2 separate regions of the Mus musculus genome follow, and region 1 is linked to region 2. A link is a loop called in an ENCODE intact Hi-C map of the cell type or tissue named here. Cell type or tissue: left cerebral cortex. All regions are shown on one strand. Each heading gives the region's core, and the rest is flanking DNA. Links, peaks and the distances in the headings are about the cores only.

Region 1 (10,698 bases), core at 968-8,967, 480 kb after region 2:
TCTGCTGGAACCTATGACTTCTTCACCATAGCAGACTAGACACAGAAAAGATGGGGCTCAGGCACTCAGACAGCAGAATAAAGAAAGACCTGGGCTTTGGCTCTTTGGTGGAAGGTGCTATGCCACAATTCCCAAACAGATCTCATGGACAGGAATACGTGAAAGGGACCCCAGCAGGGTGATGGCCAGGTGGGCTCCAATTACAGCATCCAACAGCCATGAGTACCCAAAGGTCCAGAACGAGGGTGACCCTCAAGCCCACCTCAGAACCAGAGCTTCCCTACATGCATGCAAGGCAGGCAACAGGTGACTAGTGTCACAGAGGAGGAGACCAGCCAAGGGCTCTAAGAGACCCTGCCAGGAGGGTGTCTGCTAGGAGAAAGGTAGGCCAGAAGTTAATGGTGGTAAGTTTTTCACAGGCATAGAATGCTACCAGGCTGTCTCCTTGCCCCTACACCTCCTTCTTATGCTGAGATTAGACATGGGTCCCCAAGCCCAGGGCTCTAACCACCCGCCCAGGGTCCCAGCTTCAACCTCCATCCAGCAGCCCCCACAAAGATAAGCTGTGAGAATCAGGTAGACTTCCCTACAAGCTGTAAAGTGCTATCTTCACGGGAGAGTTCCTGCTCCCACAATGAATTAAGAGGTAGATCCCCTTGGAGGATCCTAGCTCTCCACCCTAAATTCTTAGCATTGCCTTGGCCTTGGAGAATAGAGCTACCAAAGACCACCCACAGTGATGATCACCGTGTCCCCCATCTGCCCTCCAGAGAGATCCCCCCTTACCTCAAAAGCAGACTCTGTGTGTGTGTGTGTGTGTGTGTGTGTGTGTGTGTGTGTGTACACAGTGGTCAATCAAGGGCTATGGTTGCAGTTCCCTGTGGCCCACACTGGCAACACCCCAGCAGTACCCGTGTGCCACAGGGCATTCGATTCTTTCCAGAGCAAAGCCTTCCTATCCTGAGCACAGCACCCCACAGGTTAGACAGCATTCCCAGGACAGACTGAAGCTTCCTCGTGAAACAAGACAAAACACATAGTAGATAAGATGCTCAAAGCCACACAAACCCTTGGCCAGGACCCTGGTTTGCCCACCACCAGGGCCAGGCAAGGTCAAGTAAGCCTTAACTGGTAGGGCGGAGGAGCAGCTTACGCCAAAAGCCACACACAGGAACGTGGAGAGGGGCAGCAGTGTGTGCAGGAGACCACAGACCTCCATTGACGGCCCCCAACCCCACCAGTTCACTACTATGACCGCAGCTTTTCCTTTACTAGGACTCCATCCAGTCGGCCAGGTCCTGGGCGGCAGCACAGTCAGAGGGGGAGGCAGCTCGGCTCCTAGATCAGCTTGCTTCCTGAAGGACCTCGGGAGAATATCCCAAGGACCCTCTCTGAGATCCTCAAGGCTTTCTAAGATCCAGGGCTCAGCAAAGGCCATTGGCAAAAGCCAAACAACACCCATGGTCAGCCATCCCATCCCATTCGGGTCCACAGATCTAGCTGGTCTGAGAGGCTGTTAACATCCCCGCCACAGACAAGCCAGGGGACCTGGAAAGGAGCCCAGCATAGACACACCTGACTGGCATCCACCATATCTGACCCAACCCAAAGGAAACCCAGGGTCTCCTCCTAACCACAGCACTCCTTAGAGGTACTGGGACAGGATGGGGACTACAGGCGCTTCCCAAGGACTGTTCACCAAGGCTGAAGGTTAGAAGCAGCTTCCTGTGGAGACCCCCCACACCCCTGCATTGCACACTTCCAGAGACCATTGTTCCCTGGAACAATACTCCAGTTCTTTACATGCCTGGCAAGACTGGCCGGAAAGCCCAGTAGACTCCTCTCCCACCAGCGCCTGCCTGCCATGCTGCAGCCTGGGAAACCCCGAGGCTCAAGAGTCATTACCCACACGGAAGGCCTGGGCCCCAGAGGCAGAGAGCCAGGGCAGGGCACAGGCCCATAACAGACACTGAGTAGGTATGGGACAATGATGCACGGCCCCCGGGTGCAGAAAGGGGCCCACTCTCTCACCTTTTATGCCCTCTCTATACAGGCATGCCAATGTCCAGATGCCCAAAGTGCCTCACCATGACAAGCCCTGCCCTGGGAGTGAGGTCCCGTCTTCCCCTTTTCTACCCCTCCCAAACACAGACTGATTCCAGCTGTGGGACATCTGTGGCTAGGAAAGAAATTTACCCAACCCCCTATGACACGCAGCAGGCCTCCTAGGGTGAGGTGCACCAACACACACTCTTGCAGACTATGGCACGGGGTGGGGGTGGGGGCACGATGAACTCGCCACGCTCCAAGCCCCAGCCCCAAAGATTCCCAAGTTCCAGCCCTTCCCTGTTTGAGATATGGCCTGAAGAGGGGTCACTTACCCGGAGAGGAGTCCCGGGCCCGCTGACCAACTTCCACGCCTGTCGTTTTAGCTCCACGAGCTTCGTGTGGCAGTGGCGGCACCACCCGCCCCCACCGGCCGAGTGGCTCTGCTCAGCGCTGGCCCCGGCGCCCTCCGGAGCAGGGCGGCTGCTGCATGGGTCTTGATCGAGCCCGGCGGGCAGCCTCTTGCGCGGGGATACCTCAAGTGGCGGGGTCTCTCGAGCCGGGCCGCACTCAGCCACCTGCGGGGGTTGGAGATGGGACAGTAAGCCCAAACCTTCGCGCGGCGCCACTGCGGGACTCCACGCGGCCGACTCCAGACCCAGTCGCTCACGCCCCTAAAGCCACGCTCGCACAAAAGTTAGGGCCCTGGATGCAACGCCAGGAGTCCCTGAAGAAGAAGCCCCAGCCCGACGCTCGGGGCCCCGTCCCGCTCCGCGCCCCACCCCTAGAGGGCGCTGTACACCCCGCTAGCATCATCGTTGTCCTGGGCTCTGAACCCGGTGCCCGTCGAGCCCAGCCGCCCGCTCCTAGCAGGGCCTTGCGTACCGCGGGCTGCACCGCACACAAGGAGGCGCCGCGGCCGACCATGGCACGGTCGCAGGAAGGGATACGTTGGCTCTCGGGGTACAGTGGCTACGTGATCCGGCCCAGGGGCACCCCCATGGCCAGGCCTGCTGCTCTGAAGTTGGCAGAGCAGGCGAGTGGCGGAGAGCACGCTGTGGACGCGACCGGCTTGCTCCGGGACAGGCTGGGCGGGGGCGGGCCAAAGCTTGTAGGGGGAGGGAAGGGGGCGGGACGCCAGAGCGCCGCCCCCATCCTGAGCAGAGCCAAGTGGGCGGGGGTCCCGCTCCTCCTTGCGGCCCCGCCTACTGCTAGGACCCCCAACCTGTTAGTTGAGTGTTGATGCGGGAGGGGCGGTGGGGGCTGCCGAGACACAAGTTACGCGCACGCATGCGCCTCTGTCTCTCCTGAGCGAGGATGGAGTGCGCCTCCTGGGAGGCACCCAACACTCTCATCACTTTGCGAGCGGGAAAACTGAAGCTTTTGCCCAAGATCGCACAGCACGAAAGCGGGTGGGGGTGGGGGGATGGGGGGTAATGAAAGGGGCTGGACCCGGGCCAACGGCTTCCCCAGAACACCCAGAGCACTTGAGTGTGTCTGGCCATGCTTTGGCGCCAACTGTCTCTCATGGATGAGGGTCGTGTTTCAAGAAGTGCAGTGAGGGGCTACGAACTGTCTCGAAGTGTCCTTGCAGCCGCGCCTGTGCCTTAAAATGGATTGCACACTGAGCCGCCTGCGAAGTGGGAGGAAGCGCTGCGGCTTGGCCCTGGGGGTGTGCCGGACCTGTTGTCTGCCGGCCTGGCAGATGGGGAGTTAGCTCCGGAATTAATTGCCTGTTTGTCTCCGACCCGGAGGTCTCCCTCCTTCCCCAGCGACCAGTTGTTGCTCTCGCCCAAGTCAGACCCCAAATGTCACCACCTTCTGAGGTCGCGGGGGACTCCGGCCCAAGCTCTGGATCAACCCGAAACCCCAGATAGGAGCCAGGCGGGATCTGCGGCGTGGCTCCCCGTGACACAAGCGCCACCTGCCGGCCGTAGTGAGCACAGGTTTCGAGGGCGCAGAGACAGGACACCACGCGTTCTGAGCGCAGAGCTTTCCGCTTGAGGCTGAGACTTAGGACAGCTGAGCCAGGGTGATTCAAGGAAAGACCCTGGTCGGACATCCCCAGAGCAGTCAGACCTTCGCACGGTATAAGGTCTGTCAAACGACCTCTCCTTTCCCCACCTGGACCCTGCTTACTTAGCCCTCCACTCCTACGCACTATTGGCCAAGAGTGGGATGAAGATCCGGTTTTCCAGGTCATCTACGACTTAAAAGAGTCTGTAAACACGACAGGAAGTCATGAATAAACTGGGAACGGGCTCCCCACTTTCTGCAACCCCCAAGCCTCCAGGCCCTTCTCAGCCTTGCGAAGGGAAGACAGGCAGGCGACGGCCCACCATGGGATCCGGGTAGCCTCAGGCACCACCCTCCTCAGTCCACCCCTGCAAGCACTACAAACAGCGTCACCCCGCCCGCCCCTCTACCGCACTGAAACAAACACCCGGGGCCCAGGAGGCTCATACATTGTTATCGACTTACACACACGCACACATACTCCTCACACGCACACCGAGAAGCATCACCCGGAACCCAGGGCCTGCGCTCATGATGGGCCACACCCGCAACTTCACTTCCCCGCACCAGCGCGGTTCTTCGGGAAGCATACTCTACGTTCGAGTTCCCAGAGGACACAAAAACACAGCTCCACAAGACCCCGGGATGCACCAAGCAACCAGAATGATCTCAGAACTCAGATCACCTCCCCCTAGGCTTTTTCCTCGCCCATCCCTGCAAGGTGAGATAACCGCGATCTCTGCGCTACGCTCTCCTCCGTGGAAGATCGCTGCTCAAGGCTCGGGTTCCAGCGTAGCCTCGACTAGAGAGGGAGAATCAAGCGGCATCAGCTCGGGAAAGTGCAGATACAGGTCTCCGCCCGGGACCTGCCGCGTTTTCGCGGTGCTGCGCAGCAAAGTCGCGGGACGGCGTCACCACTGCCAGCCCGGCCCCGCGAGCTCTCACCTTGCCTCGCCGCCGCAGGAGGTGACTGGTGAAACCCAGGATGATGTCTGAGTCCAGGCAGAGCGACCCCATCTCTAGCAGGCTTGGAACCTTTCGGGGCGCGCCGCGGGGCGGCTCGGGGGACCCCGGCAGCGCCATGGAGGAGTGGACCGTGGGCAGCGTCCTCGAGCGTCTCCCGCCGCCGCCGTAACCACCCCTCCCGCGCGCACCCTGGCCGCGCGCCCGCCGTCGCCGAGCCCCGCACGGCGCCCGCCGCCCACCAGGCCCCCAGTACTCGGCGGCCGGCGCCCCCCCAGCCCTGCGCTTGCTCCGCGCCGAGCGCCCGCGCTGACAGCCCCGCCCGCCCGCGCCGACAGCGCCCCCTCAGCCCGGGCGGCGAGCCGGACACGCGGACCCGAGTTGGGGAGAGGTGTGTAGAAGAGAATGGGGGACCAGGATCCCGCTAGGTCTGCACCTATCCGCCTTCCGCGTCCCAAGACACCAGGACTTTTTGCAGTGGGCACTGCCACCAGGAAGGGACACCGCAACCAAGTTGGGCTCCTGGAAACCTCTGCAGATAAGGGGCATCTTTCCAGCTTCACCCTATGCTGTCCTAGGCATCTTAGGGTCCGGTCTGAAGAAAAGAAAAAGACAGACAGACAGACAGACTTGGGGAGGCAGATAACCCGGTGCTCCCAACACTGCACGTGCTCCAAAGCACTTACCCCTGGGGCAGTGTTTAGGAACCCTCTCTCCCCAGGTTTGCAGCGAGGCTTTGCTTGGACACAAACTGGCACTCTAAAGCCTTGGGCATGGGGGGTAGCACGGGGTGAGATCACAAGGTCTGGGCGGAGGATCAGTCCGGGAGAGAAGGGGTTGCCTAAATAACCTAACCCCGCCCCCCAAGTCTTTAGAGGTAGAGGGTATCGGAGAAGGAGACATCTTTAGAGGCCAGGCTGGGCTGCTGAGACTCCCGATCCCCTCCACACTCCACTCTGGAGAACCTTGGAATCTCTTCATCTCTGCTCCTTCAGCGCTGGAGTCCCTTGCTTGACGCCCCCCTGTGGCAACTAGAGATCAGTGTCTCAGCCTGACAGGCCAGGGACCCTGTGGTTCTGCTTCCAACTCTAGTCTGCCGGGCTTCTAAACTGGAAAGGAACAAGAGGGGCCATGGACCCTTCTACTGCAGTGGCCATTCACAGTCTGGGACAGAGACCAAGACAAGCCATTAAAGGGAACGGAGCCCCTCCTCTCAGCTCCAGATCCGGAGCCTAGGCTCCAATAGGACATCAAGCTTCCTCTCAGAAAAACCACTCCTGTCTTCACCCGCCCCCCCATTCAGTCCCCTCCAAGCCCCTGAATCTCGGGAGGAGGCCATCCACCACCTCTGTGGATTGATTAAAGTCATTGTAAGGATTTTTTTTTTTTTAACGTTTCATTTACCAGGTCGAGGTCTGGGCAGAGCTGTCCCCAGGGAAATCTAGGCCAAGGGAACTAAACAGAAAAACCTCCTGCAATTGAGTGGAGCCTCCACAGGATTAATTGCCAGAGCCCAGCTTCCAATCAGGCCACACACAAGATATTTCAGGAAGGCTGCAGTGGTCATGTTCTCGCAATGAGCATGCGGGGCTCTGGACCTCACAACCTGCTGGTGGTGCCCCCTTCCCTGGGAGGCACTTTGACGTAATAGAGTCCAGCAACTCCACTCCCACCCTTCAGACCTTTAAGAGAAAAGGCACCTACTTGCAGCTGGCAACTGGTAGGCAGGCATCTAGACCAGCTCCCAGATGGGCACTAGGAAATGCAGTCCAGGCAGAGCATGTAACATGGCCAAATCCTAGAACCTCATATAGGAATAGGGGCTCTGTGGACAGCATAGCATTAGACAGTGTGGCTTCAGCTCTGCTCCTGGGGGAGACCAGGGAGTGGCCTTCGCTTTATTTAATGCTATTGTGTGGGGGGGGGGATCTGTTTAGTTTGTCATTGAGATTTGTTTGTTTTGAGGTTTTGGGGGTTCACTAGATAGCCCTGGCTGACCTGACGCTTTACCACGTAAACCAGGCTGGCCTTGAAATCAACTGAGATCTGCCTGCCTCTGCTTCCCAAGGGCCGAGGTTAAACACGTGCACCTCCATGCCCAGATAACTTTGTGGATTGTTTTGATCACTAGTTTGAGTAGTTGATAAAAATACTGGAAAAGAGTAGGTGGTCCAGACTGGTAGCATTTAAGGGGTCTGAGTCCATGAGCCCAGAATCTCATTCAGCAAGAAAAACCTCAGCCTTTTGAGAGTGATGGGACAGGGGAAGTCTGCCTCTCTCTCATTCCCAGAGCACTTTCGACCGTCCCTCAGTTCTGCATACCTGGCAGCTCACTGGGACAGAGGCATGTGTATGGACATGCGCCACCTACATAACAACCTTCGCTCCTTTTTCCTGACCATGATGCTAGAAAAGGTGCCTTTCGATCTCCGTTTCACAGATGAGGAAGCTGGACTCAGAGACAAAGCCTTTTGCTGGGTGGACGGAGTCTGGGATGTGAGCAACGAGTCTCGATGTCTCCTGATTCCTTTGTCCCCGGGGCCTGGTCTCTGGAGAGCAGCAGTGTGGTAAAGGGCTAACCTCTAACCTGAGTGTGTCCTGCAAAGGGGATGGAACAGAAACAAGTGGAGGGTGGTCAGCTCTGCGGTGGCCAGGGCCGGTAGGAAGACATGTCAGAAAGACCACTGTGGTCAGACCACCGCTGTGGTGTGGTATGCAGACCCCTGCTGGTCACTGGCCCCACCCCTCCTTCTCCACTCAATTATCCTACTCTTTCCACTAGGTGCTCAGACCCAGCCCTTGGGAAGGCAGCAGACACATGGCTTCAGCACCCTGGCCAGCGCCCACCTCCAAGAAGCAAGGGGTGCGTGAAGCAGTCTCTCTGCCTTTAGAATTTGCTCTGGATTAACTCACCCCAACTCACCTAACACTTGGACATTTCACCCATCTAGACCCCCCTGTCCCTACTGTCTTCTCCTTCCTAAGGCTACACGACCACAGACTGATGCCTTACACCTGTGTGTCCTAGCTACTGCCTCTCCAATATCCAACTGGAGGCCATGCATTCATTGTTCTGTCTCTGCGAACACAGCGGGAGAACATAGAGATGTCAGACGGGTCACACACACCCTTCTCTGCTTCCCATGGTTCCCACGGCCAGGCACCCCTCTCTGACAATGACTGACTCAGACCCACCCTCGTGGGCTTCCTTGCTGCTCGCAGAGGAGGCTCTGCTCTGCTGTTGTAGCAGGCTAGTTGGGAGCTCTTCTCACAGACAATGCTGGCCCTTTTTTTCTCCAGGTTGCCCTGGAATGATGCCTTGGCTAAATTTAGGCCTTCCTTGCCTAAAATTCGCAGCCATGACAGAGCCTCCCAGCCCCCTCCTGTGCTTCCGTTTTCTTCCTTATCATTTACCACAAATTAAACTTCTCTCTTTTTGAATGTCAGTCACCTATCATAAAGTCAGCTCAAAATGGCAGGACGTCCTGTGCTCTTTCCCAAGGCCTCAAGTAGAGGAGAAGCTGACAAAATTGAGAAATACCGGGGTTCCCGGGTTCTGGCTTTGTACCAGTCCCACCCCAGGCATGCCTGCAGTGCTAGACCCTGGTGAAGCATGTGGTGCTAAATGCCCCCCACCTGCCCAACCAGTCCCCTGCACAGCTATAAGGGAGAGCCTGGGCCCTCCAGCCTCACCTGACGAGACTGCTGGCCCTGATAGAGATTCTGAGAGTTTCTCTTGAAACTCCATCCAAAATTGCAGTCCCCAGCCATCCTGCAGGACCTGAACCCCTTCTGCAGTTCAGCCTCCCCCTTCATCTTCATATTCCAGCCTCCCGCACTACAAGCCCAGGCCACACAACACCATGCCGTTGTGCTTAAGGCCAGCAGATGGCGCCGCTTGGCCACAGTCCTTATGGCAAGGAACCAAAGATCACTTGATCTCTCTTATGTGGATAGAGAAACTGAGGACCTATGAGAAGAAGATTGTTCTGTGTACCTGACAGGGTGAGATGCTTCAAAGCACAGACCCCAAGACTCCTGCCACCAGCCCTGATACCTCCTACACACACCTAACAGGGCTTGGCACCCACCGACCCAAGACCTCTGACTTCCTTCCTGTGTCCCTCCCTACTCCAAATCTGGGCTTAGCTTCCGTCTTTGAATGGGCAGTGTCCAGTGGAAAAGGACACATAGTGGTCAGAGTCCTTGGCTGTCCAGGAATGTTGACTGAGGGCGCAACTTGGAAACCTTTAGCAAGTCCTAGCACAGGGGCTGGAGAGATGGCTCAGCAGTTAAAAGCACTGTCTGCTCTTCCAGAGGTCCTGAGGTCAATTCCCAGCAACCACACGGTGGCTCACAACAATCTGTAATGAGATCTGACTCCCTCTTCTGGTGTGTGTCTGAAGACAGCAACAGCGTATGTACTCACATACATAAAATAAATAAATCTTAAAAAAAAAAAGGAAAGAATTCCTAGCACAGATGTGTCACCCAAAGATCTCAGCACTGAGCCTACTGTTCCCTACAGCACCCTACTGGGTGCCACTACTTCAGGGAGCTCTCTATGGCTAGGTGTGAAGGCAGCCTTGAAACTGTGACTTTGAGTATGGGCGTTTGGTGGTATCAGTGTTCTAGAGAGTGGCGGGAGCCTGAGCTGATGGCTGCATGGGTAAAAGTGGACTGAGGGATCCAGGCAGCACCACTGATCACATCGAGGGTAATCAGACCCCTGGGGGCTGGGATTCCCCGTGGCTCCACCAGCTAGTCCTGGATGAAGCCGTGATGCTGGACTCCATCAATGTAAACACAGACACAATTCACAGAGCAAGTACAATGCATCTGGCTAATAAATATACAATAGCAGAGGTGAGGGAGAAGAGAGGGAGCCCTCTTCCAACCTGTGTGAATATGTGTGTATCACATACAGACATGCAGGTAAAACATTCATACACAAAAAGTAAATTAATGTTAATTAACAAATAAGATCAAAGAGATTTCCCAAAAGGTAAAGGAAGAATAATTGAAAACGGAGAAGGAAGAAAGGTTCGAGCAATGGCTCAGTGGTTAAGGGCACTAGCTGCTCTTCCAGAGGACCAGGGTTCAGGTCCCAAGACCCTCGGTCAGCTCATACCTGCCTATAATTCCAGTTCCAGGAGACCCAATGCCCTCTTTTGGCCCCTGTGAACACCACACATATGTGGCACTCACACACACGTAAAAGTTAGAAAGGAAGAGGACCTGCCATATTAGAACAGGAAGGAAACAGTTGCTGAGCAAGAAGATGCCCATACATATACATACATACATATATACATACACACATACATACACACATACATACATACATACACACATACATACATACACATACATGCATGCATACATACATACACACATACATACACACATACATACATACATATATACACACACATACATACATACACACATACATACATACATATACATACACATACATATATACATACACATATACATACACATACATACACACATATACATACACATATATATACACATACACACATACATACACACACACATACACACATATATAATACACATACACACATACATACATACATGCACATACATAACATTCATACATGCACATGCATACATACATGCACACATACATACATGCATACATAC
Region 2 (10,285 bases), core at 1-8,000:
TTATGTTGTAGTGACCCCCAACCATAAAATTATTTTGTTGTTACTTCATAAGTATATTTTTTTACTGTTATGAATCATAATGTAAATGTCTGATAGGCCAGGCATCTGATATGTGACCCCCCAAAGGGATCAACCCACACGTTGAGAGTTACGGCCTGTAGTACCAAATCCCACCTGCAGACAGCGCTGTGGTGCCCCTAACTACAATGGAGAGCAGCTGTGCTCACTGTAGTTTAGGGACCCTCAGCTCCAGTTCCCCTCCCTGCCCCAGAAGACAGACAGGCCAGGCACACGACACTTTTGTTTACCTTGCTGATGGAGCTGAGACACCTCAGCTCCACACATCTTTCCCTTGCCTACTAAAGTAGGACCCTCAGTGAAGGTTCACCTCCTTTCATGACACCCCTAAGCACGGGGATATGAAGGATCACATCTCCCAGCTCCTGCTGAGGTAGGCGGCAGATGATACTGATGCTGAGAGCCTGGGTAAGGGGCTCTCCCTCCAAGGACTTCACTTTCCAAGAGTTTTAAGAGAAGGCCCCAGACCTGTATGCCTAAGTTTCCTGTTCCTTGCCTGCCCTCTGTGGGGCTTATTATCATGTAGTTGACAGAGATGGGTCAGCTAGAGGCCAACTTCATGGCGTGGACCCCAGACAACCAACTATTAGAGAAGGCATGCTATGCAGTCTGTCCCGAAGCCTCTGAAACAATTCTGCTGGAGCCTTTTGCTGTGTAAAGGGCGGGGACTGTCCGGGAGGCTCCCCGGCTTAACAAGACTTGCAGGGAGCTCTTGATTCTTGGGGTGGCTCCAGGCACAGGAGGTTACCTCCTTGGGAAACCTGGAGGTAGCAGGCAGTCTGTCCTTACAACCTCTGTGACCCTGGGCTGCCCATGGAGCAGGAGAAATGACACAGAGCAGGACAGGTGTTGTGCTGGAAGGGAAACTGCCTAAGAAGAGGCCCAGAGGGACTAGTGGGAAGGAGAGAGTATTTGTGGGCGGGGACATGAAGGAAGTGGGAACTGAGGGAGCCTCCTGCAGCTCTGGCTTTGAACTTGCCATCAGTTAGGCACAACAGATGCCTGTGTCCTGCCCCTAGGCTTGTAAAGTCACACCATCAGCATGGGACAAGCCCATGTCCCATGAGGGACCGTGGCAAGACTTGGGTTCCAAGACTGTATCCATGCTTGGCTTGGCCACAGCAGGTGCAGAATTGCCGCCGCCTTTCAATTCCCCAAATATGTGAACACTCACAGTCATGTTTCCTGCCTGAGGCAGTCAAGATGGTCTCCAAGAACAGATATGGAAACTGAGGTCCCAAGAGAAGACGGGCTTATAGCAGAGAGTAGATGGCTGAGCTCTGCTTGGGCTGGCAGGCCTCCAGGGACAGCAAGGTGCCAACCTGCCTTCCACTGTGTGGCTAGGTCCATGGAACCCAGACACCCCAGGAGGGGTACTCTTTCCCACCTTCTCTTTGAGTGCCCAGGGCCACGTCAGCTGGCTTGGGGACACAGACAGCAAGCACCCGCCTGTCTGTGTTGAGGGTAAACACAGGTGCCTAGGAACAAGCTTGAGTACCATGGGCCAATAGATATCAGATGACCTCAGGGCCAGAGCCCACTGCAATGCCCAGGCATCCGGCACAGGCCATTGCTAAGGCATACGTCATTCCAGGACACTGGGCTTCCAGCAACCCTGTGGGGCCTCAGGGTCACAGTCTCCCTCTTCTCATTGAGATCTTAGACTGACCAGAAGCACAGGGACAGTTGGTAGAGATGGAAGCAGGAGCCCCTCTACCCCACGCCGACACACACACACACACACACACACACACACACACACACACACACACACACACACACACATACACGCACACACACGCACGCGCGCATGTGCATGCGCACATTTCTTTGACTTTACTAACCCAGACCAGACATTCAATCGGATCTGGGCACGATGAGAGTCGCCAACCTCTGTAAAGGATTGTGGGACATTTAGACCTGCCCAGTACAGCTGATTAGACATGGCTCCCATGCAAGAGGTTGGGTGAGGAGAGGCAGAGGTCAGCTCTGTTTCGGAGGCTCATTAACCCCTTGAGTGGGTAGGCTCCTGAGGGCCCTACGGAGCTCTACACAGGTGGGGAAACACTCCCTACGCCACTCCAGCTCTAGAGGATGAAGATGTGTGCCAGCCTCGGGCTGCTCTAGGGCATCGTAGAATTCAGGATCTCACTGACCCCTCAGTACCAGGATGAGTTTAGCAGTGCCCACGCAGCACTGGCCAGTGTGTCAGAGATAGCCCAAAGGCCTGCGGTGACCCTGCCCTATTGTAGGGGCCTTCTGTCAGCATGACCATAGGTTGCTGAACACTAAGGAGGACCTGTGATGTCATAGCTAAGTACTTGCTCAGGCTCCCCTTCCTGGGGGTCCACCGGAAGATGACCAGCTGCCTATGTTTGCAGATAGACACCAGGCACCTGGGCACAGCCTTTGGGGCCCGTCAACAAGGGTAGCTCCTCTCTACTTACAGTGTGAATGGCGTGGAGTAGTACCCTTGGTATGGTCACCCCAAGGCACACCAAGACCAGGTAAAGGGAACGGCTACATGGACAGCTCAAAGCACATACCTCAAGATATCTGTACCACAGAGGTTCACACCAGAGCCCAGGGTCAGGGGCATCCAGGAGCCTGCTGGGCACGGCAGCGCCACTTGGTACATTCAGGCTCCTCTCAGGGTTCTCACCACAGCACAATTCTGAGGACTTTGTGTGCATCAAAGTCCCCCTAGCACTCTTCAATAGCTTGGCTGGTCACCCAGAGCCCTCAGGCCCTGGTGTCCAGAAGTTTAAGACAAGAGACTTTTGTCTTTGGAAAACAAAGAGGGGCCGAAAGCAAATGAGATCCTGTTTCAGATCAACTTGGTCCCAACCTCTGCTTTGCCCTGCAATTATGACCCATAGCTTCCGTGTGAGGCAGGGAAGGGTTCTGGGTGCAGGCCCTGTAGGGACATCCTCTGGCTGGGCTGCATATGCAATGGTTGTGGACATGCACGGCAGAAACCAAGACTCCTTTCCTCTGCCTATCCATGCCTAACACACAGCTGCAGAGCCCACCTGCCCCCACAGCCCTGAGATCCCACCCACAAGCTCCAATGATTTTCCTACAGTCACCCCATCTTGTGGCCATCTGGACACAGCTCCTTTGGACTACCCAGGGCCCTGTCAGTGCAAAGACCCTAAGCAACGCAGAGGACCTCAGGACTGGATGTAACCAACTAGTGTCCCGGTATCTCCTTTCAGGACAGTCCCAGGGCCCTGCTGGACAGAGACCTGGAATAGATACCCCCACCCTGCCTACTTAGGCTCCTCCATCCAGGAAGCCTGTGTGTGGATGCAGGGTACCCACAGCACATGTCTGGGGCTTTCCTAATTCTCTCCCTATCTTTGTCCTCCAGGTCCCTGGACAGGGTGCTGTGGCATTTGCCTTCCACCAGGGGGTGCTCTGGGCCCCTGCTTTCCAGTCTATCGCCTTCCTATTCTGGCCTGATTATCTGTAGGTTCCTGGTAGGGTACAGAGAGGTGACTGAGATAGCCAGGAGGCCCCTGGGTAATTAAGACCTCTGCCTCTTCACAGACAGCAGGGAAGGACTCTGTGTAAGTGACATGTGTGTCGATGTGCTGTGCACACAAGGGGCAAGCTGAGGAATAGGCATTTAGCTCCCAGGGCTCCTGCACCTCTGCTCTGCTTCACCTCAGCATCTGCTCCTTCAGCATCTGCAGGGGTTTCTGCTCACCACAGCGATATCTCTCCTCTGTACGCGCTGGCTGTCCCTCAGGCCTTGGGTGGAATGTCCTGTGTGCTTGCAGGACTGAGCCTAGTTACTAACATGTCCCAAGCTCCACCGTCTAGTCACTGTCCCGCTCCTGTCCATGCTCACAGACATACAACTCACTTGCTTCTTTCCTTATAGGGAGAAACAGGTCTGGGCAGGAATATAAAGATCCTTCCCAAGGTGATGTGTGGCTATGTGACCCTTGGAGTCCTGTCCCGGAGACACTGCTTGGCCATCAAAGCCATCAACAAGGGCAGGAACAGGAAGACCTGGTTTTAGAATCAGCTCCAGACATTCCCAGCACAAGGCTGTGGCTCCTCTCACCCGCCAGAGGCTGCCTGAGCAGCCTGGGGTCCAAGGTCACGTGTTTCCCATTATGATCCCTTGAGGAAAGTGCCAGAGGGCCTGCAGACTGCATGGAGGGTCCCAGCATGGAACCTCAGCTCTAAGTGTGCCACTTGCCACTCTACTAGAGAAGCCTTGTGGTCACAGCCCTGGCTATTTACTACTGCCTGGGGGCCAGCTCTTCCACAAGGCTCAGCTCGACAGCAGCCCCAGAGAAAGATTACTGTGGGCATAGAAGGGAGAGCCTAGAGTAGCAATGGAATGCATGAGAAGATAGTGGCCAGCATGCCCTTCAGGTAACAGGTACGTCAGACCCATCTGAAGGAACATCTGGACACAGCTGGACAGTCAGGCGGCCGAGGAGGAAACATGGAGGACTCAGAAAGTGGAAGCCTCGGCAGAGGTGCCTGGGGCTCCAAGGGAGAGGAAGAGAGACCCTGAGCAGGAGGTCAGGAAGACTTGCCTGGAGGTGAGTGAGGAGTGGATTTAGTAGAGGAACCAGAGAGGAAGACAATGCAGCCCCCAGCAGCCTCAGAGATGCAGGGTAGAGGAAGACTGACTGTGTGTCAGGAGGGGTGGGGCATGGACCGAATCAGAGCAGGGACACCGGGAGAAAGAAGAATGCAGGCTGGACTCCAGGCCAGAGATGCTGGCTGGGGGTGCTCCTAGGGACTCAGCATTACATTCTGACCCATACACCCTCTATTAATCAAGGTAGCAAAGCAAGAAATGAGGGTACCTGGCAGGGCTGGGCAGAGTCAGAGCCCAGGGTAGTGGAGACCAGCAACAAGTGTCTGTGGACATGGAAAAGTGTGGAAGCCAGATCTGGAGGATGGCTCCATTGGCTCAAAGGGTTAGGTGGTAGGACAGCTCACCCTCCAGAAGCCCAAGGAACGGGTAGCCTAGCTGGCTATACAGCATTTTTAGGTAGCGAACTTACTGGGGGAGAGGGGGGACACTTGATTTGCATTCTTGTGTTTGCCAGCCCTTTGGCACGGCTTTGGGCTTGGCCTCTGGAGCCTTCATTTGGTTCGTGCACCCATTCAAAGCCAGAGGCAACTTACCTAGCCCCCCACCCTGCCAGCCTCTGATCACACAGGGCTGGCCATAGGCACATAAGATCAGGGAAGATATGGGAGGCCACAGGCAAGCAAAGAGGTCCCCGCCAAGGGGAAGGACAAGTGCAGGAAACCAGAGTAGTCACCAAGTGCTTGCAATGACTCAGGGGCTGGGCACTCAGGGAAAGGACTGGAGTTGATTTCCAGAGGGCTTGATGGAAGGCTGACTCTTCTGCCTTGTCCATGAAGTGGGGGGAAAGAGGACAGGTCTCTTGGCTTATGATAAAGGCTTCAAGGGACTCAAAGGAACAGTTAGTTTGGTTCTTCAACTTTTCTGAGCCTCAGTTTCCCAACCTGTAGAGGAGCTCTGTGGGAGGCTCCTGACTTGCTAGTTCACGAGAGACTGGAAGAGAAACATGTCTCTATTCTCATATTCCTCAGGGGAACACCTGTTTGGGTCTGCTGGGGAGGTCAGGTGGTGGGAGAGATAGCCCCTCTGAGTGGGTGACTGTGACCCTGTGCTGATCCTTGAATGTCCTGTCAAGAAATGGGGATCTGGATCTGTCATGGTGACTTGGGCATAGAGCAGGGATAGCTCATCTTCACCCAGAACTGTGTCCGCAGAAGGAGACGGAGCCTGGGACCATCGAGGCTCACCCCTGACAGTGCTGACCAAACCCAGCAAGTTGTGTGGAAAGACTGTAGGCGCCACAGGAGCAAACGGCTCTGAGGAAGGGTGGGGGCTTTGGTGCTGGGTCGCTGGAGAGCAGGACTCCAGACCGCTGGGAGTAAATCCCAGTTACATACACATAGCTGGACAATGCATGCAAGGTGTAGGGCTTAGGAGGCCCAAGGTCTGTCCTTAGGACCTAGAGACTTCAAGGGAGAGGGGTGAACAGGGTGAGAGAGCAGGGTAGCTCCTCATTCTTAAGAGAGTTTCCAGAAATCCTCATCCCCAGCTGGGCAAATGTGGCCCAGGGAACCAAGCTATGCCTCCGGAGGCCTCCTAGGAGTCCTCGGGAACTCAGCAAGAAAGCCACAGAACCAGGGAGACAGAACTCCAGCAGGTGTTCCCACCTTCATTTGGGTCAGCAGCCATAAGTGTGGCTCCAAACCCAGTATCACAGAGTATCTTCCCTCAAACCGAGCCCTCTGTGCTGAGGATGGCACCGCAGAGGCAGTGTGGCTGTTAGCTGCAGCTCAACACCACAGAGACTTAAGGAGAGCAGGCAGCTAGCCCTAGGAGAGTACCCACCCGCTGTCCAGAGTCAGTCAGAACAAATGTGGGTGCTCAGAGCACTTTGCAGCTGGCCAAGGGCACAAAGACTGTCTCTGGCCTTCTCTGAGCACTACCAGCCACCGGGTCACACCCTGCCCGGGAAATCTGTGACTCCTCCTTTCTCCATGTCAGCCAGACCCCTTTGAACTCTGCTTTAGGCTCCTGACCCTGCGTTCCTCTAGGTTAGAAACCTATCTTCATCCTGTCTCTGCCTGGCTGACTCGCCGAGGACACCCCCCTTCTCAGAAAGCAGCTCTCACCCTTTGCTGCATCTTAGGGTACCTCGACCCACCCCGTTGGGGCTTTCCCCACTGGAGGGCCCACCATCACCGCCCTGGAACGCCCTACCCCTGAGGATCCCATGTCCTCAACTCAGCGACTTATATTTTTAGCTCGGGCTCCTGCCATTGCCCTGGGGAGGAGGTGGGTGGGTGGTGGGAGGCCAAGAGCTTTGTGTGAGAGGGTGTGTGTGGGAAGGAGGACTTAGGCAGTGGGGAAGGTACTCCTGGGAGGGAGGAATCCAAAAGGCTGTGACCCACTCAGGGCACAGGAGGAAGGGGTTCGTCCGGATCCCGGGGAAGGGGAGAGGCTCGCTGGGCAGGTTAGGGAGGGACTCGGCGCCTGGCCCGCACCTGGCAGCGACTGACGATGTCGGCGTCCGTGGCCAGCAGGTCCACCACCTTGCCTTTGCCCTCGTCCCCCCACTGCGCGCCCAGCACCACGGTCACGCGGGAGCCTGTCGCCGCCGCCTCCTGCTGCAGCCGCCCCCTCTTGACTCCGCCTGTGCCGGGGGGCCGGTCGTTGGAGGCTCGGGTCCCGGACATGCTGGCTTAGCTCCTCTGCTGCTCTGGGCCAAGCGAGAGCCCGCCGCCGCCAGAGCTCTCGCTCCATTAAATGCGGACGCCTAGAGAGGGGGGCGGGCCGGGGGCGGGTCCTGCGCACGCGGTGACGCACCTCGGTGACCTGCGGCCACAGCTCCCTGTCCCTGCCGCTGTCGCTGCAGATGGCGCGCACTTAGGGTGCTAGACGCCCCGACACGACTTGGGCAAGCAGATGACTCAGAACACCCTAGGACGTGAGAGGTGCCAGTGCTGCACGACCCGGACTCTACCCCTGCCCACTGGCCTGCTAGGACTAGGGTTTGGGGTTGCACAAACAGCGGAGGAGGCTGCTTTTTCCGGGGCAAGAGAGCGGTTAACAAAAGCAGAACCACAGATGTTTCTTTGCCGTTAATCTGGAGGATCTGCCTGCGGGATCACCTGTTTTCCCGTCTTGAACCTCGAGTCCAGGACCAGGAACGGTTCTCCTGAGAGCCGCCCAGAAAGTCACCTTAACTAAGACGATCTCTCTCCACCAGGCCACATAGTCACCCCTGCTGGCCCAGGATATGCAGCTCTTGGGTGGCTGTAGCTAGCTACTAGCCCAGCGCCAAGTGTAAGATGAAGTACCCACATCCGCTCGGGGTCAGAGCAACTTGAGGGACACAGGAGCAGAGGAGGATTCAACTTTCCAAGAGACCTCGGGGTCGATGGTTTCTGCCACTCAGTCCAGACTGGAAACAGGGACAAGGGAAAGTCCTGAGGCTGGGAGGCCTGTGTGGCATGCTCCCCCCAGCCCCCCACTGGTGCGTGTCCTTCCAGGGTGTGCTAACTGACCCCTGGGACAGGTTCACAGAGCAGTCAGGCTCCTAGTTGTCCTGGGGGCAGTTCGCAGGACTGTCACAAGACCAGTGAGACTAGACACACCCTCTGGGGGACTGACACCCCCCCTCCCCCAGCTTGGGGAAGAGAGGCTATTCCCAGTCAGCCTCAGCCACACTGCTGCTACCCTCCCTGGCTGTGCAGGTCATGGTGGTCTGTGTCTTCTGTTTCACATAGGGACATAGACACTCTCTTCAGTTGCTATGGCTGAAGCAGTCAGGGCCTCGGATCTGGACACTACTTCTTAGAAGAGCCTTACAGTCTTTGTGTGCAGATTACAATATCCTTCTCTACCTCACTCAGTGCCACAGTGGGGAGGGGGCAAGCGAGTAGACGTGGCATCTAGAGTTAGTGGTTCAGGCCAAGATCTCCTGAGCAGTGGCTGGGACAGGCAGAAATCCCTGATAAGGTCTTTCAGGAAGGTGTGCTCAGAAGGCAAAGCAGGCAGAGAAGGCTGATGCAGGAACGGAGACAAGGGGTAAACAGGAGAATATGGGGGGGGTTGTCACAGGAGGAAGGGTAGGGGGCACAGCAGCTTCTGAGGACTGAGGGAGGAGAGAGGCTGGCAGAATGTTACACAGGTCAATGAACTTTTTCTCCAGGTGAGAAAGATTATGCTTTAAGAATGCCAGTGTTGAATGTCACTTTGGTCAGGTCACTTTAATGCTTGCCCTTGTCCCCTTGGGAGGTGTTGCTGCAAGCCTGAAAGGAATCCTGGCTCCCTTTCCTGGGGGGAACCAGGGGTTCTTGGTGAGAGGTATTTAGGGTTCAGAGGGACCTACTATGGGGGCTTAGACGGGTCCTGGGCACTGAGGCTTCTAAGCCTGAGACTATAAATAGCCAAGGGCCCACATAGAACGGGGAGGGCTTTTCTAAAAACAGCTTCACTCAGGCTCAACAGCTGGGACCCTGCCAGTCACAAGGCTCAGCCGGAATTAGCACCCCCACCCCCTCAGTGAGCCCAGCCCGGGATGGTGGGCAGTGTAGCAGCTGCTAAGTTTGGGGGGAGTCTGGCTTTGCAGCTGTGTGACCTCAGACAAGTGACTTCTGCTAAGCTTTGCATAGGCTTAGAGGGAGGGCACGCAGGCACAGCGCCACCTATGGTTCCCTCTGGGTTATCAAGAGACACCGCCACACAGACAATGCACATGATCTGGCACCCATGAGCCTTTGCAAGGAGGTTCCAGGGGCTTCATAGCTGCCACTGGGCTGGGTTTTCCCAGGTCTGTTAGCCACGAGGCCGACTTCCAGAAAGCAATGGGGAGGAAGGCTGGGGAGGCAGTGCTCTCCGTCCTCCCCAGGCAGGTGAAGTGCTGACCTTGCAGGTTTGCCTGATGAGATAGGTAGGCATTCCACCCCAGGTGCAGACCGTTCACAACTCAATACCTGGGAACTCCAGAGTGTGAAGATGGAGCTGACAGAGCTAGGCTGCAGAAGCAATCGCCCAAGGAACCAGCAAGACTGTTTATAGTAAAAGGCACTTGCCACCCTTCCACTGGGTCCACACAGAAGGAGAGGACAATTCTCAGAAGTTGTCCTCTGATCCCCACATGAATGCGGTGGCAAACACACTCCCGCACCAGTAGTTAAAAAAAATTAAAAGTATCCCTGGTGGGAATAAGGTAGCAGCTTTGGGAAAGTCTTTTAAAAAGTTATAGTTACTCCCAGCCTGCAGCCCAGGTTAGGTGTGTACGGCAGAGATATAAATGGTTCACACCAGGCCTATCCCGCCCTTAGCACCATTCACACACCCTCAGATGGAGTCCCCCACACAGAAGCTGTTGAATGGGAAAAAGGAACTCACTCCAGCCGGTGACACACTGTGACTCAGCCGTGAGCTGCGAAGTGCTGCCCCACGGCTCTCAAGAACAACCGGAAGCAGCCAGCCACAGTTTCAATACCTCTATTTATATGGCATGCTTGGAACGGGCAAACCCAGAGAAAGCCAGATGGTGGGGCTAGGGCCAGAACAGTAGATGCTTGTGAGTACGAGGGGATTCTTCGGTAGTGGAAAACCTGGATCATGAATTTGAAATTTTTTTGTGTGTGTATGCGTGTTTTGACTGCATGCATT

What was found. A loop is a pair of places that touch in the nucleus more often than their neighbours do. Peaks named below come from ENCODE experiments on the same cell type or tissue, not always from the same donor. Only the 100,000 strongest peaks of a DNase experiment are listed, where the experiment ranks them.
Region 1: a loop joins it to region 2, with 2.2 times the contacts of the local background. A loop is called at or near these places in 2 of 42 quality-filtered maps.

Annotation. Positions count from the first base shown.
Region 1 is chr12:112,138,640-112,149,337 of GRCm38, reverse strand. It overlaps Kif26a (kinesin family member 26A), which reads right to left and starts at 3,130. Exons shown (of 16, transcript NM_001097621.1): 1 at 2,932-3,130; 2 at 2,382-2,624. The coding sequence starts at 2,973. In left cerebral cortex, for the core only: CTCF peaks have their summits at 2,831 (motif pointing right), 3,977 (motif pointing left), 6,050 (motif pointing left) and 8,906 (motif pointing right); DNase peaks (open chromatin) are centred at 3,959, 4,687, 6,021, 8,914 and 2 more places; H3K4me3 peaks cover 4,426 bases; H3K27ac peaks cover 1,089 bases.
Region 2 is chr12:112,617,169-112,627,453 of GRCm38, reverse strand. It overlaps Adssl1 (adenylosuccinate synthetase like 1), which reads right to left and starts at 7,407. Exons shown (of 13, transcript NM_007421.2): 1 at 7,144-7,407. The coding sequence starts at 7,335. In left cerebral cortex, for the core only: CTCF peaks have their summits at 165 and 3,476 (motif pointing right); DNase peaks (open chromatin) are centred at 6,881, 7,334, 7,529, 7,948 and 2 more places; H3K4me3 peaks cover 1,578 bases; H3K27ac peaks cover 2,916 bases.